2 separate regions of the Homo sapiens genome follow, and region 2 is linked to region 1. A link is an interaction called in ENCODE POLR2A ChIA-PET data of the cell type or tissue named here. Cell type or tissue: Caco-2. All regions are shown on one strand. Each heading gives the region's core, and the rest is flanking DNA. Links, peaks and the distances in the headings are about the cores only.

What was found. Peaks named below come from ENCODE experiments on the same cell type or tissue, not always from the same donor. Only the 100,000 strongest peaks of a DNase experiment are listed, where the experiment ranks them.
Region 2: POLR2A ChIA-PET joins it to region 1 with 14 read pairs; 6 of 35 experiments call an interaction of 5 or more read pairs at or near these places.

Annotation. Positions count from the first base shown.
Region 1 is chr12:48,081,237-48,088,116 of GRCh38, forward strand. SENP1 (SUMO specific peptidase 1) reads right to left here. Exons shown (of 18, transcript NM_001267594.2): 6 at 2,355-2,526. It overlaps LOC101927180 (V-type proton ATPase subunit F-like), which reads left to right and starts at 3,218. Exons shown (of 1, transcript XM_047429952.1): 1 at 3,218-5,937. The coding sequence starts at 3,826. The coding sequence ends at 4,185. It also overlaps the pseudogene RNU6-1203P. In Caco-2, for the core only: CTCF peaks have their summits at 3,010 (motif pointing right) and 3,209; no DNase peak of the experiment used is centred there.
Region 2 is chr12:48,134,448-48,141,327 of GRCh38, forward strand. PFKM (phosphofructokinase, muscle) reads left to right here. Exons shown (of 23, transcript NM_000289.6): 8 at 274-382; 9 at 496-591; 10 at 844-936; 11 at 3,274-3,399; 12 at 4,838-4,902; 13 at 5,402-5,465; 14 at 6,275-6,424; 15 at 6,864-6,880. Among named protein-coding and RNA genes, the nearest start is that of MIR6505, 5.1 kb to the left of the region's middle. In Caco-2, for the core only: no CTCF peak of the experiment used is centred there; no DNase peak of the experiment used is centred there.

The DNA.
Region 1 (6,880 bases), core at 883-5,882:
TCCAGTAATTATTTATGCATAAAATAATGTAAATATAATATAAAATTCAATAGCATAAAAGGTATAATGAAAAATAAATCTTGGGCTCACTTTAGGAGCACATATACTAAGACTGGAACTATATAGAGAAGATTAGCATGGCCCCTGTACAACGATGACATGAAAATTTGTGTAATGTCAAAAAAAATTTTTTTGTTAAAAAAAATCTCCTTTTCATCATTGTTGTCCAGCTTTGTCATCAAAGGCAAATGTTGCCAGTTTCTTGTCTATCCCTTGCCCTGCTAAATGACTTACTAGTTCTGCCACCCTCCACTTGAATGTTGGTGTTTTTTCGTTTTTTTTTTTTTTTTTTGAGACAGTGTCTTGCTCTGTCACCCAGGCTGCAGTGCAGTGGCACAATCACAGCTGACCGTAGCCTTGAAATCCTGGGCTCAAACGATCTTCCTGCTTCAGCCTCCTGAGTAGGTGGAACTACAGCCACCTGCCACCACACCCAGCTAATTTTTTTTTGTAGAGACAGGATCTCACTATGTTGCCTAGGCTGGTCTCAAACTCCTGGCCTCAAGCAATCCTCCTGCTTTTGCTTCCCAAAGTGCTGGGATTGTACATGAGCCACCATGCCCAGCCAAATGTTTTAGATTCAATACAAACTTTTTTTGTTGTTGTTGTTGAGACGGCTTCTCACTCTGTCACCCAGGCTGGAGTGCAGTGGCGCGATTTCGGCTCACTGCAAGCTCTGCCTCCTGGGTTCACGCCATTCTCCTGCCTCAGCCTCCCGAGTAGCTAGGACTTACAGGCGCCCGCCACCACGCCTGGCTAATTTTTTGTATTTTTAGTAGAGACAGGGTTTCACTGTATTAGCCAGGATGGTCTTCATCTCCTGACCTCGTGATCCGCCCGTCTCAGCCTCCCAAAGTGCTGGGATTACAGGCATGAGCCACCATGCCCGGCCTCAATACAAACTTTAAACCAAAAATATGCACAGCATTTTTAGTAACCATATCACAAATAATCAAGTTTTGCCACCTAAGAGATCACTGATTACCAAATTATGTAATTATTTAGCAGGTAATGCTGTATTCTTGACTCCATGCTCAGTAAGCTTCATTGGGCAGGAACCATATTGCTGTGTTGTATAACAGAAAGCATACTTGACCAAACCTCTTCAGAAGTTCTGGGTTCTAGGCCTGCCATTTACTAGTCATGTGACCTATGACCCTTATTTTCCTAATCTGTAAAACATGACTATTACCTCATCTCTACCTATTTTGCTGAGTTAAAAGGATTAAAAACAATAATACACGTGGAAAGTACACTGGAAGCTCTAATGCTATTTAAATGCAAGGTAATTATTATTCATTTGTATCTCCAAGCAACCACAGCATTAGACGTACATTAAATATGTAATCTAACAGATATGTGCACACATCCTATCATGCAAATTATATGCTACATTACATTCACAAAATTGGCTTTTTCTTTTAGGTTTACTGAATTAATATAACAACCCAAGTGTCAACAGAACATCTTTCTTTTCAGGAGTCTGTAACTTCAAAAAAGGTCTTACTCATAATGAAAGGATGTATATTGTTTAACTAGCTTTTTGATTTTTCTCTTATATTGAAGAAAAATTGTTCCTGGTAAGAAGAATAGGTATTTCATCAAATTAAAAAAACAATTTTTTTTTGAGATGGGTCTCACTCTGATGCCCAGGCTGCAGTGCAGTGACACAAAGCAAGTCGAGTGCAGCCTCGACCTCCTGGGCTCAAGCAATCCTCCCACCTCAGCCTCGCCAGTAGCTAGGAGTACAGATATGAGCCACCAAGCCCGTCTAATTTTTATATTTTTTGTAGAGACAGGGTTTCTCCATGTTGCCCAGGCTCGTCTCGAACTCCTGGGCTCAAGTGATCCACCTGTCTTGGCCTCCCACTGTGCTGGGATCATAGGCATGAGCCACGTCACGTGGACTGAAATAAAATTTTATCAAAAACTACGGAGGAAGAGTAACAATTTTTCCATAGGAGACAACGGTTTAGGAAGGGTCTAGCAAAGATCAAAGAGAGATACTTTGATGTATGAGAAACCATTCAGGCAACATTAAAGATTAAGTAAAGTCAGCTGTCCAGCAGGCATAGAAGATATAATAGTAAGACAAATAATGAAGTCCTGCTAAAACACCTCTTTAATCTCTTTAGAATAGATGATAACACTCAAAAAGAGTAATTCAGACAGAAAAAGCACAGGAAGGATAAAATAGAATGGTTCTTAAACAACTAATTATTAATAGGGAGCAAATGGCTCAATGTAGGGAAAGATCCTAACTTTTAGTAGCTTTTGTCACACGTTTTCCTTACCTCTTCTGCTGTACTAACATGTCGCCTCTGAGTTTTCTTGGGGCTCAAAAGACTTCGACGACATGAACCACTCCAAGATGGACTTGGAACAGGTTTAATAGGAAAAGATTTTTCATATGCAGATACATGGCAGTGATGGTTTGACTTTCCCGCAAAACTGTTTGATAATCCACTAAAAAAAGAGTTTGTAAGAAAGATAAGAACAGATAATAAGTAAAATAAATCCAACCTAGAGATTATTTTCACTTTCAAAATATAAAACCAACCAAACAAAACAGGTAAAATAATAGGTTTCCCATTTGAGGGAAAGATACAATAAATGAATAAATGATATATAAGGATGCTGCATCAGGTTCTGCCACTTAAAAGATCTTACATTGTCAAAATTATCAAACACTTAAAACTGCATTTTTAGATCCACAATCTAGAATTTATTTTGGTCAGAAACCATATAGTTTTGTGGTATGACAAAGCATAACAGATTAGATGTCTTCAAAAAACCTGGGTTCCAGGTATGCTAACAACACATACATTTTCTATTATTCCCTGTACCCCTTGTACCCAGCCTGTTGGAGGAAATTAAGATTAAATATGTAAAAATGCATAAAGGCTGAAGCCTCTCAACTAAGCTTTTAAACTGAATTTTTAAATTTCCTTAAAGACCAACAGAGGGCTCCCATCCTTCATTAAAAACAACTATTAGGCTGCGTCATTAAATTCTCCTTCTGGCCTATTTACTTCCTCTGAAGAATTTTTTGTCTCTTTATACTATCTAATGGGAAAAATTGGCAAATTGGCAAGAAGAATATTGTGAACTCAAAAACCCTGTCTTATATCTAAGGCTTACTAATTTTGAGTTTTTTTTTTTTTTTTTTTTGAGATGGAATCTTGCTCTGTCACTCAGACTGGAGGCAGTGGCACGACCTTGGCTCACAGCAACCTCCACCTCCCAGGTTCAAGTGATTCTCCCGCCTCAGCCTCCCGAATAGCTGGGATTACAGGCACCCGCCGCCACACCCAGGTGATTTTTGTATTTTTGTAGAGACAGGGTTTCACCATGTTAGCTAGGCTGATCTTGAACTCCTGACCTCAGGTAATCCGCCGGCCTCAGCTTCCCAAAGTGCTGGGATTACACATGTGAGCCACAGCACCCAGCCAATTTTGAGTTTTTTCTATGTGCTCTTTCTCATTTATCATTACCTGGAAAGTTTGAGGTACTTATTCTTAGCATAATACATTTTCTTTTTTCTTCAAGACTCAGACTAGAGAAACACAGCTGAATATTCTAAATTCAATGAAATCAACTCTTTAAAATCATTACATGTGGTCTGAATCCAAATCAGACAAGATCTAAAGAAAATCAAACAGTGCATAATTCTCTTTAAGTCTTCTTGGGTTTGTACGTGTGTTAAGAATGGGGAAATGAGAGTGGCTTCTGGTGCTCTGGGGTGAGCTCTGCCTGGCTGCAGGGATGGCGGGGAGAAGGAAGCTCATCGCAGTGATCAGAGACAAGGACACGGTGACTGGTTTCCTGCTGGGCAGCATAGGGGAGCTTAACAAGAACTGCCACCCCAATTTCCTGGTGGTGGAGAAGGATACGACCATCAATGAGATCGAAGACACTTTCCGGCAATTTCTAAACCGGGATGACACTGGCATCATCCTCATCAACCAGTACATCGCAGAGATGGTGCAGCATGCCCTGGACACCCACCAGCACTCTATCCCTACTGTCCTGGAGATCCCCTCCAAGGAGCACCCATATGAGGACGCCAAGGACTCCACCCTGCGGAGGGCCAGGGGCATGTTCACTGCCGAAGACCTGTGCTAGGGTCTTTGTGTGAGGACTCCTCACAGCCCTCAGCCCTTCCCTCATTCTCAGGCCTCTCCCCAGGCTTGCCATCAGCCTTCTTTACATTTTGAGCCTCTAATTTCCAAGTCCCTGCCCCTTCCCACTCCATTAAGAGGCTAGGTGAGGCGCTTCTAGGTTGCTGGGGCTCTGCTGTTAAAATCAAGGCTGGTTAAGGAACAGGAAGCCTGACCATCTCTCTCCACTACCTCTTCCCTGTGCTGTTACACAGTGTCATTGTTGATGTTAAATTACAGTCATATTCTTGCTTCTCTCAAAAAAAAAAAAAAAAAAAAAAAAAGAATGGGGAAATGAGCAAGGACTTAGAATTTTAGGAACAGGCTTATTTTCTTAGGATGAGTGGATGCAGCTAGGAAAAGATGGCAAGGGCAGTGCAATTGTTTGGTAAAGACATGATGGATTCTCCACAATGTCTTCTGTATTTGTGTTTCCCAGAGTATGCGTGCGCCTATGCATGTTTTTTTTAACATAAAAGATTACTCTTCTAAAGAAACAGTACAAGGGCATCCTGCAATGACAGAAAGCAAGGGTGTTACCCAAAATTCATGAGTTAAGGTCAAACAGACAGAAGCAAGCTTAAAGGGCTTCCACTAGCCAAATTTCTGAGAATGTGAGCATTAAAAGTATAACAATTATAGTGGATTACAAAATACTGAATCCATAATGACACTAAAAAAGGAACAGACAAATTCATTTGAAACATATGAAGTGTCTATTTTACAAAAACCTTGCTTTGAAAACTGGTAATGAAAAAGAAAAATCTAATCATGTATCAGGCCTTTCCCATAGGAAACACATTTCAGGGACTCTAATAGCCCCAGCTAAGGAAAAATGCAATCAGAATGCCAATTAAGAAGTGTAAAAGTGATAAAATTAGAAAAATATTATTTCATTAACTCTAATAAAACTATTATCAGGTATTAGCAAATGATATTAATTATTAGGTGATGGCTGATGTGAAATTCATCATTCATATAACGCCAAAGTAACATTATTTAGATTACATTCAAGTCACACGGGAAAAAACCTAACTGTACAATTAACCACCAGACTGTCAGTTCCTCAATCCAGAGGTCAGTCTAGCATCATGAATAATAGGAGAACCAAAACAAGATACTGTTTGTTTTTCAAATGTGATAAATGCAGCACACCTTTTAGTCACATCTAAAACCTAGCTTATAAAAAATACAGGTGATTTTTTGACAAAATAATGATACCACGAGGAAGCAACCTGCCAAATCCAAAAAGTAGAACATTATACAGAAAAGTCATGTCATTTAAAAAAAGGAGGCTGAGGCTGGGCATGGTGGCTCATGCCTATAATCCCAGGAAGGGATCGGGAGGCCAAGGAAGGCAGATCACAAGGTCTGGAGTTCGAGACTAGCCTTGCTAATATGGCGAAATGCCGTCTCTACTAAAAATACAAAAATTAGCAGGACATGGTGGCGGGCACCTGTAGTCCCAGCTACTCGGAAGGCTGAGGCAGGAGAATTGCTTGAACCTGGGAGGCGGAGGTTGCAGTGAGCCGAGATCACACCACTGCATTCCAGCCTGGCCGACAGAGCAAGGCTCCGTCTCAACAAAACAAAAAAACAAAACAAAACAAAACAAAACAAAACAAAAAAAGGCTGTTCTAGTTATAAGTGACAAAGCCAATAACTTCCAGATGCAAAACTAAACTAACTATAAAAGATACTTTTGGGTCAACTGAGAAAATTTAAATATGACTTAGGGTATAAAACAAAATTTACAAAAGAATATGTATACTATAAACTCATTTTGGAAAAAAAGTAGAGAAAAGTATGTAGAAGGATATGTACTAAGATATTACAGAGTTGATCTCAGGCTGGTGGCAATGTGATGTTTTTATTTTTTATTTTTCTTAACTATATTTTCTAAACTTTCCCAAAGTATTTGTACTACTTCTGTAATAACATTTTTTTAAAATAACAGCATGGCTTTATTGCATTAAAAAAGCCACCTGCTAAATGATGCATATAGAAAATCTTTAATGAAGACAAAATAATATCATACATTTAATAGTATACACAACATATATATCATACTATATATGAGTAAGAAAGAGTAAGAGAGAAATAGGTATAGGAAAAGGTTTGGAAGGAAACACACCAAGGAAAAGGGATTGGGATTGTGGGTAGTGGTCAAGGGATCTTCAGCTTTGCTGGTAATGTGTTGATTTCTACAATGTGAGTGTATGAGTGAATTACTGTATAATTTTTTAAAAGTTAAGTGAGGAACATGATCCCAGGGAGTATTGACACATTCCTGGAGTCCATGTGCATAAAATAATAAAAGCCATCTTGTTGGCTTCTATCAACACCATAAAGCTCAAACTTGACTAAACAGTACACTAAATAATCCCACATTCCTAAAATATACCAGGGCAGAATTTAAGTAGTCATAAATACTATTTTAAAAAAGAAATGTTTACTAATATAATAAATACTAATATAACAAAATATCTGAGGGAAAAGTTTCTAAGCCAGATTTCATCTGCCTTTAATAATCCATGTAAGTTTTGTTAGATAGAGCTTATAAAGTTGGAATAACTAGCATAAAGTTCTCTGTGACTATCTTTTTTTTTTTTTCTGAGACGAGGTCACTCTGTCACCCAGGCTGGAGCTATAGCAGCATG
Region 2 (6,880 bases), core at 1,520-6,519, 54 kb after region 1:
CATGTGTGTACGTGCTCAGGCACGTGCTTGGTGTAAAGAGTGGGTAGTGCTCTGAGGCTGGAAGCCACTGTGGCAGGTGAACATAAATGGAAGGTATCCGTTAGAGACAGAATCTCATTGAGGGGCCCCGGTGCTCTTACCCTTGCCCCACGAATAAAATGGAGGCTCTCCAGACCTTTTATCAACTATGAGGACTAGGAGAACTTGTTGGGTATGGGTGAGGCTATTTGTAGAGTACAACTTCTAGCAGGATGCTTCTGACTCTCATCTCAGATACCTGGCCCTTGTCACCTCTCTGTCCTGTGGGGCCGACTGGGTTTTTATTCCTGAATGTCCACCAGATGACGACTGGGAGGAACACCTTTGTCGCCGACTCAGCGAGGTACTTGCACTTTATTTTGCCCTTAAGAAATCCCTCACCCTGTTCCACTGATGATCTCTTTCCCACCCATCAGCTTCATTCCATGGACCATTTTACCCTTTGTTCTCAACCAGACAAGGACCCGTGGTTCTCGTCTCAACATCATCATTGTGGCTGAGGGTGCAATTGACAAGAATGGAAAACCAATCACCTCAGAAGACATCAAGAATGTTCGTATGAATGAAGCCAGAGAGGCCTTAGAATCCATAGCCCATTCCCTTCTGGCTTCTGAGTCTCCTGACATTGCTTCTCCCCTTGGTCCTTCTGCACATCTCTCCCTGGTTCCCTGCCCCTGATTGCCTCCCACAAAGAACCATTACAAGACAAGAGGCTGAGCTGTCCATGGTTTACCCAAGTCTCTGCTTGTTTTCTTCCTTTGACTCTGCGTAACCCTCTCTCTGTCCCTCTGTTGGTCCCTTCAGCTGGTGGTTAAGCGTCTGGGATATGACACCCGGGTTACTGTCTTGGGGCATGTGCAGAGGGGTGGGACGCCATCAGCCTTTGACAGAATTCTGGTAAGTCACTGGGCTGTGTGGCCCTCATGCCTTGAAACCCTCAACCTTGTAGTCCTGCCCCCTCAGGGCTGCACTTCACCAGACAGGGACTTACATCACTGGTCGCATTGCCTCTCCACCAGCCTTTGGGCTGCAGTGGCCACTGACCCATTCCCATACACTTGAGGGTTCTCTTCTGTTACAAAAATGGTGAGAGACTACGCCTTCCTAATGGTGAGGAACAATATCTTTTTGTTTTGTTTTGTTTCATATATTTTTAATACGAATTTTGAGATAATTGTAGATTCACATGCAGTTGTACAGAATAATACAGAGGTAGTCCCACATACCCTTTGCCCAGTTTCTTTCAATGGTAACATCTTGCTTAACTATAGTACAATATCATCACCAGGATATTGACATTGATATAGTCAAGCTACAGAACATTTCTGTTACCACAGGATATCTCATGTTGTCCTTTTATAGCCACGTGTACTTTACCCCCACCCATCCCTCCTCATTATTATTATTATTATTATTTTTTGAGACGCACCATTGCACTCGCTCCCAGGCTGGAGTGCAATGGTGCGACCTTGGCTCACTGCACGCTCTGCCTCCCGGGTTCACACCATTCTCCTGCCTCAGCCTCCCAAGTAGCTGGGACTACAGGCGCCTGGACCACGCCCGGCTAATATTTTGTATTTTTAGTAGAGACAGGGTTTCACCGTGTTAGCCAGGATGGTCTTGATCTCCTGACCTTGTGATCCACCCGCCTCGGCCTCCCAAAATGCCGGGATTACAGGCGTGAGCCACTGCGCCTGGCCCTCCCTCCTCATTCTTAACCTCTGGCAACCACTAATCTGTCTCTTTGTCTGTAATTTTTAATCTTATGTATATTATATAAATGGAATTGCATAATATGCAACCCTTTAGGATTGGCTTTTTTTTCCACTCAGCATAATTCTCTAGATGTTTATCAAAGGTGTTGTTTGTTTCTATAGTTTGCTGTTTTTTGCAGAGCAGTACTCCATGGAGTGGACGTATTACAGCTTGTTTAATCATTCAAACATTTGAGTTTTCAATTTTTGGCTATTAGGGATAAAGCGACTATGAACATTTGTGTACAGCTTTTTGTGTGAACTTAAATTTTCATTTCTGCAGAGTAATTGCCCAGGAGTTCAATTGGGTTGTATGGTAGTTTTTTGTTTCTTAAAAAAATTTTTTTTCAAAGATACTGCCCAACTGTTTCCAGAATAGCTGTACCATTCCATCAGCAATTTATGAACCACCTGTTTTGTTTGCATCCTTACCAGCATTTGGGGGTCGTCACTTTTTTTTTTTTTTTTTTTTTTTTTACTATTCTGATAGGTATATAGTGGTATTTCTTTTTTCTTTCTTTCTTTTTTTTTGAGATGGAGTCTCTCTCTGTTGCCCAGGCTGGAGTGCAGTGGCATGGTCTCAGCTCACTGCAACCTCTGCCCCCTGGGTTCAAGGGATTCTCCGGCCTCAGCCTCCTGAGTAGCTGGGATTGCAGGTGCCTGCCACCATGCCCAGCTAATTTTTTAAATTTTTAGTAGAGATGGGGCTTTCACCATGTTGGCCAGGCAGGTCTTGAACTCCTGACCTTGTGATCTGCCTGCCTCGGCCTCCCAAAACATTGGGATTACTGGCGTAAGCTACTGGGCCCAGCCTTTTTTTTTTTCTTTTTTTTTTTTAAGAGATGGAGTCTTGCTCTATCACCCAGGCTAGAGTGCAGTGGTGCAATCTCGGCTCACTGCAGTCTCCATCTCCTGGGTTCAAGGGATTCTTCTACCTCAGCCTCCTGAGTAGCTAGGATTACAGGCACATGCCACCGTGCCTGGCTAACTTTTTGTATTTTTAGTAGAGACGGGGTTCCACCATGCTAGCCAGGCTGGTCTTGAACTCCTGACCTCAGGTGATCCGCCTGCCTTGGCCTCCAAAAATGCTGGAATTACAGGCATGTAATTCCAACCTTAGACACTCAGTTTAAACCCTCTTATCCTATCTTCACTGGAAGAGCAAAGCAATCTCCTACCTTGTTTTGTCAATAAGAAGGGAATATTATTAAGCCCCAGTAATCCTGTTGATTACCATAGTGGGCATGTTTCTCTAGAAGTAAGTAGAATCTTTGGGGTTCCGATGGCAAGAATACAGAGTCATCAAGCTTTAGATGAAATCTGTTTGGGGAGGTAAAGCCCAGTAAGTTCTTTGCTGCAGTTCTTAATTGTGAGACTCAGTCTTGTGATTTGGAAAAGGGCTCGAGTATCCTGACTCTCTAGGCTGAGCCAAGATGGGGCAGCCTGAGCCAGACTGTCTTTGTTCTCTGGGCTCCTGCAGGGCAGCAGGATGGGTGTGGAAGCAGTGATGGCACTTTTGGAGGGGACCCCAGATACCCCAGCCTGTGTAGTGAGCCTCTCTGGTAACCAGGCTGTGCGCCTGCCCCTCATGGAATGTGTCCAGGTGGTAAGTACTGATCCTAAACCCCTTTCTTAACACTCTCAAGCCCCTGCCTTGGAGCTCAAGGGGCATGAGACTATGTCTAAGGCCACTGGTATAGGAGCAGGTGGAAAGGCAAGATGGTATAGTAAGAGACATGTGGGGAAAGAACACAGTGGGCTTTGCATAGGAGCTCTTAACTAAGCTTCAGTGTTCCCATCTGTAAAATGTTCCTAAGGAAGGTGGGAGATTCTACATCCTCCTTAGTAATGAAACCCAGTATCTCATAATATACAACCTCAAACCTTTTTATCTTGTCTTTATTGGAAGAATAATGCTATATTCCTCCTAACTTTATTAAGAACAGGAGAATATTATTAAATTCTAGCTGGGTAGCTTTTGTCTCTATGATTTCTATCTTGAACATGTTTCTCTGAACCAACACGAGGTTACTAATGCTAACGTTGAGGGTTATTGTAAGGATTGGAGATAAGCTATATTAGCATGTGATACAGTACCTAGCAAATGTTGAGTGCTCAGGAAATGGTGGCCTTTATTATGAAGGAATCACTCCTTTGATACCACAGAGCGAACGTGGCGGCTGAGAGCGAGAACTAGGCTGTGTGGCCTGGTTCTGAGGGCTGGTCTAAATACTCCCCATCTCCCGGCCTCCTTCTCTCTGAGACTCAGGAGTCCCAGTTACCTGCAGCCTTGCTTGGAAATGTATCTGTAAAAGCTCCAAAGTGAAGGCACTGCCCCACAGAGCTGAAATCAGTAGTTGAGAAGCACACAGCAGGAATCAGTCCTTCCTAACTGGGTTACCTGTAGGATCTTCATTTACTCATGACTTTAGAGGCTGCTTTAAGGCCGGGGACCTGGGTGTGGAATGGAAGATACTATTTATCTGTGAGCATTCTTCCACTCTGCCCATACTTCTAATAAACAGAGCATAGTGCCAGGCACGGTGGCTCACGCCTATAATCCCAGCACTTTGGGAGGCCGAGGCAGGCAGATCACAAGGTCAGGAGATTGAGACCATCCTGGCTAACATGGTGAAAAATACCAAAAAAATTAGCCGGGTGTGGTTGCACACGCCTATAATCCCAGCTACTTGGGAGGCTGAGGCAGAAGAATTGCTTGAACCCGGGAGGCAGGGGGTTGCAGTGAGCCAAGATCACGCCACTGCACTCCAGCCTGGGCGACAGAGCGAGACTCCGTCTCAAAAAAAAAATAAAATAAACAGAGCATAGAATCAGTTCTTTTCTTTTGCTGCTCATTACTTAGACAACTCAGGAAAAACAAAAATACTTCCATGAAAGTTTGGGGGCATAGGAAAGGTGGGGTGTAGAATGGACAGGATCTAGTCACAATCCCAGAGATGGGCAGAGTTCGACTGTGGGATGGAGTTCCAGCTGTGCAGAATCCTGACCCTGGAGTTGAAACTGTCGCTGTGCTCCCCCCTCAGACCAAAGATGTGACCAAGGCCATGGATGAGAAGAAATTTGACGAAGCCCTGAAGCTGAGAGGCCGGTGAGGAGATGACGGGAAGCTCACTAGCTACAGAAATCAGAGGCGTGAACGAAGCCAAAGATCTCCATGGCTCCAGGCCCAAAACATGAGCTTCTGCTGCTTCCTTTTCTGATTCTCTCTGCAGCAAGTTCCTGCCCAAGAAAATTAGTTGTGAGGTGACTGGGAGGCTCAGTTCATCTCAGGGGTGTGGTCCCTGGCATCAACCTTTTATAATCTGTTATTTCTATATGTGAGCCCCAGCAAGATGATAAGTTCCTCTAGGCAAGGGACAGTCTCTTGTGCTGAGCATAGTGCCTGAAGAAGAGTACTGAGGGAGTGTTTGATGAACTAGTGGCCCTTTTGCAGCCCCTGCCCTGTCCCTGCTCTGCCCCAGTTCTGTCCTCAGAGGTTTGCCCTATGGAACTTCCCTCTGGGAGCAACACTTCAGACCAGGATCTCCATGGCTGCTGGCTGTGGGGAATGGCCTGAAGACACCTCTCTCTATTTGTACTTCCTACAGGAGCTTCATGAACAACTGGGAGGTGTACAAGCTTCTAGCTCATGTCAGACCCCCGGTATCTAAGGTACTGGCAAGTTGACTTGCCCTCTCCCCTTTTCCTTCTCCCTCCCCCAGTCTCTCTTCATAAATGCTACCACAGTCCATACAACATAAGCCTTGCCAACTTCTCTGCCCCACTCTGATCTTCAGTGCTGGGTCCCTGGCCCTATTATAATGATTTCCTCTTAACCACCCCAGATACCAGAGCCCCCTTCTTAGTGTACCCTGGATATCTCTAACACAAGACCCATGCCCACTTCAGGACTGGCAAGATAGCATGCAAAGAATGGGAAAGAGGGCTTATGTACTTTTTCTCTGGGAAAATATGGGAATAATCACATCTAAGTGTATCTAAGCCACTTCTTCCACTGGAGTAGTGGTTCTCAATATTAAGTATATATCAGAATTGTTTGGGTTGCTTATTAAACATGCAAACTCCTGGGCCCCTCTCTCAGAGGAGATTCATATCTGGGTAGAGGCCAGGAATATGCAGGTTTAACAGGCTCCCCCAGTGGATTCTGATGCAGGTGATCCAAGGAACACACTTGGGAAGTGCTGCTCTGGAAGGTCTCTCATTCATTGTATAATAATGATATCTGAGATGGGGGACAGCAGCTTTATTTATTGATCTGTGATCAAGAATTTTGCTTCCATGTATGTGGTAGCCAGCTGTGCTGGCATTCCTTGGGAGAGGGGTGTGTGTTGTGTTGTCTTAGGCAGATATCCTGATCCCTGGATGACAAGGGCTTAGAGCCCTTGCCCTCCTTTACTAACCTCCTCCCTGTTCCCCTGCTGGGTTTCTGTCCTCATTTTTCCCTGCTTCCTCCTGTATAGAGTGGTTCGCACACAGTGGCTGTGATGAACGTGGGGGCTCCGGCTGCAGGCATGAATGCTGCTGTTCGCTCCACTGTGAGGATTGGCCTTATCCAGGGCAACCGAGTGCTCGTTGTCCATGATGGTTTCGAGGGCCTGGCCAAGGGGCAGGTATGGGGACTATTCTGGGACCTAGGAGCAGTCATGGGGAAGATAAGTGTAGCAAGAATGACCTGTCCATTCTCTTGGCTTCCTCTGTTCCTCACTACCTCTCTCTCCTCTCTCAGGGTCCAGGCAGAAGTAGATATTTAATACTAGGGCAGTAGGAACAGCAGGAATTACTGCAGTGAACCATTGCAAACAACATGTCTTATTTAATTCTCTGTCCCAAAGCTCAGCACAGTGCCTGGCATAGGTAGATGCTTAATATTTGTGAATGAGCAGTAAGGGTAGAAGAAGTTGAGTGCGTGGGGAAAAGCTAATACCTGGTGTACCTTTTCCAACCAAGGGGGATCCAGGGGTAGGGTTAGAACTCAAGCAGTGGCACCAGTCCCACACAGGCCTCCTAGTGCTTTAGCCTTGTGCAGAGCTCTGTGGCTTATCCCCACAGATAGAGGAAGCTGGCTG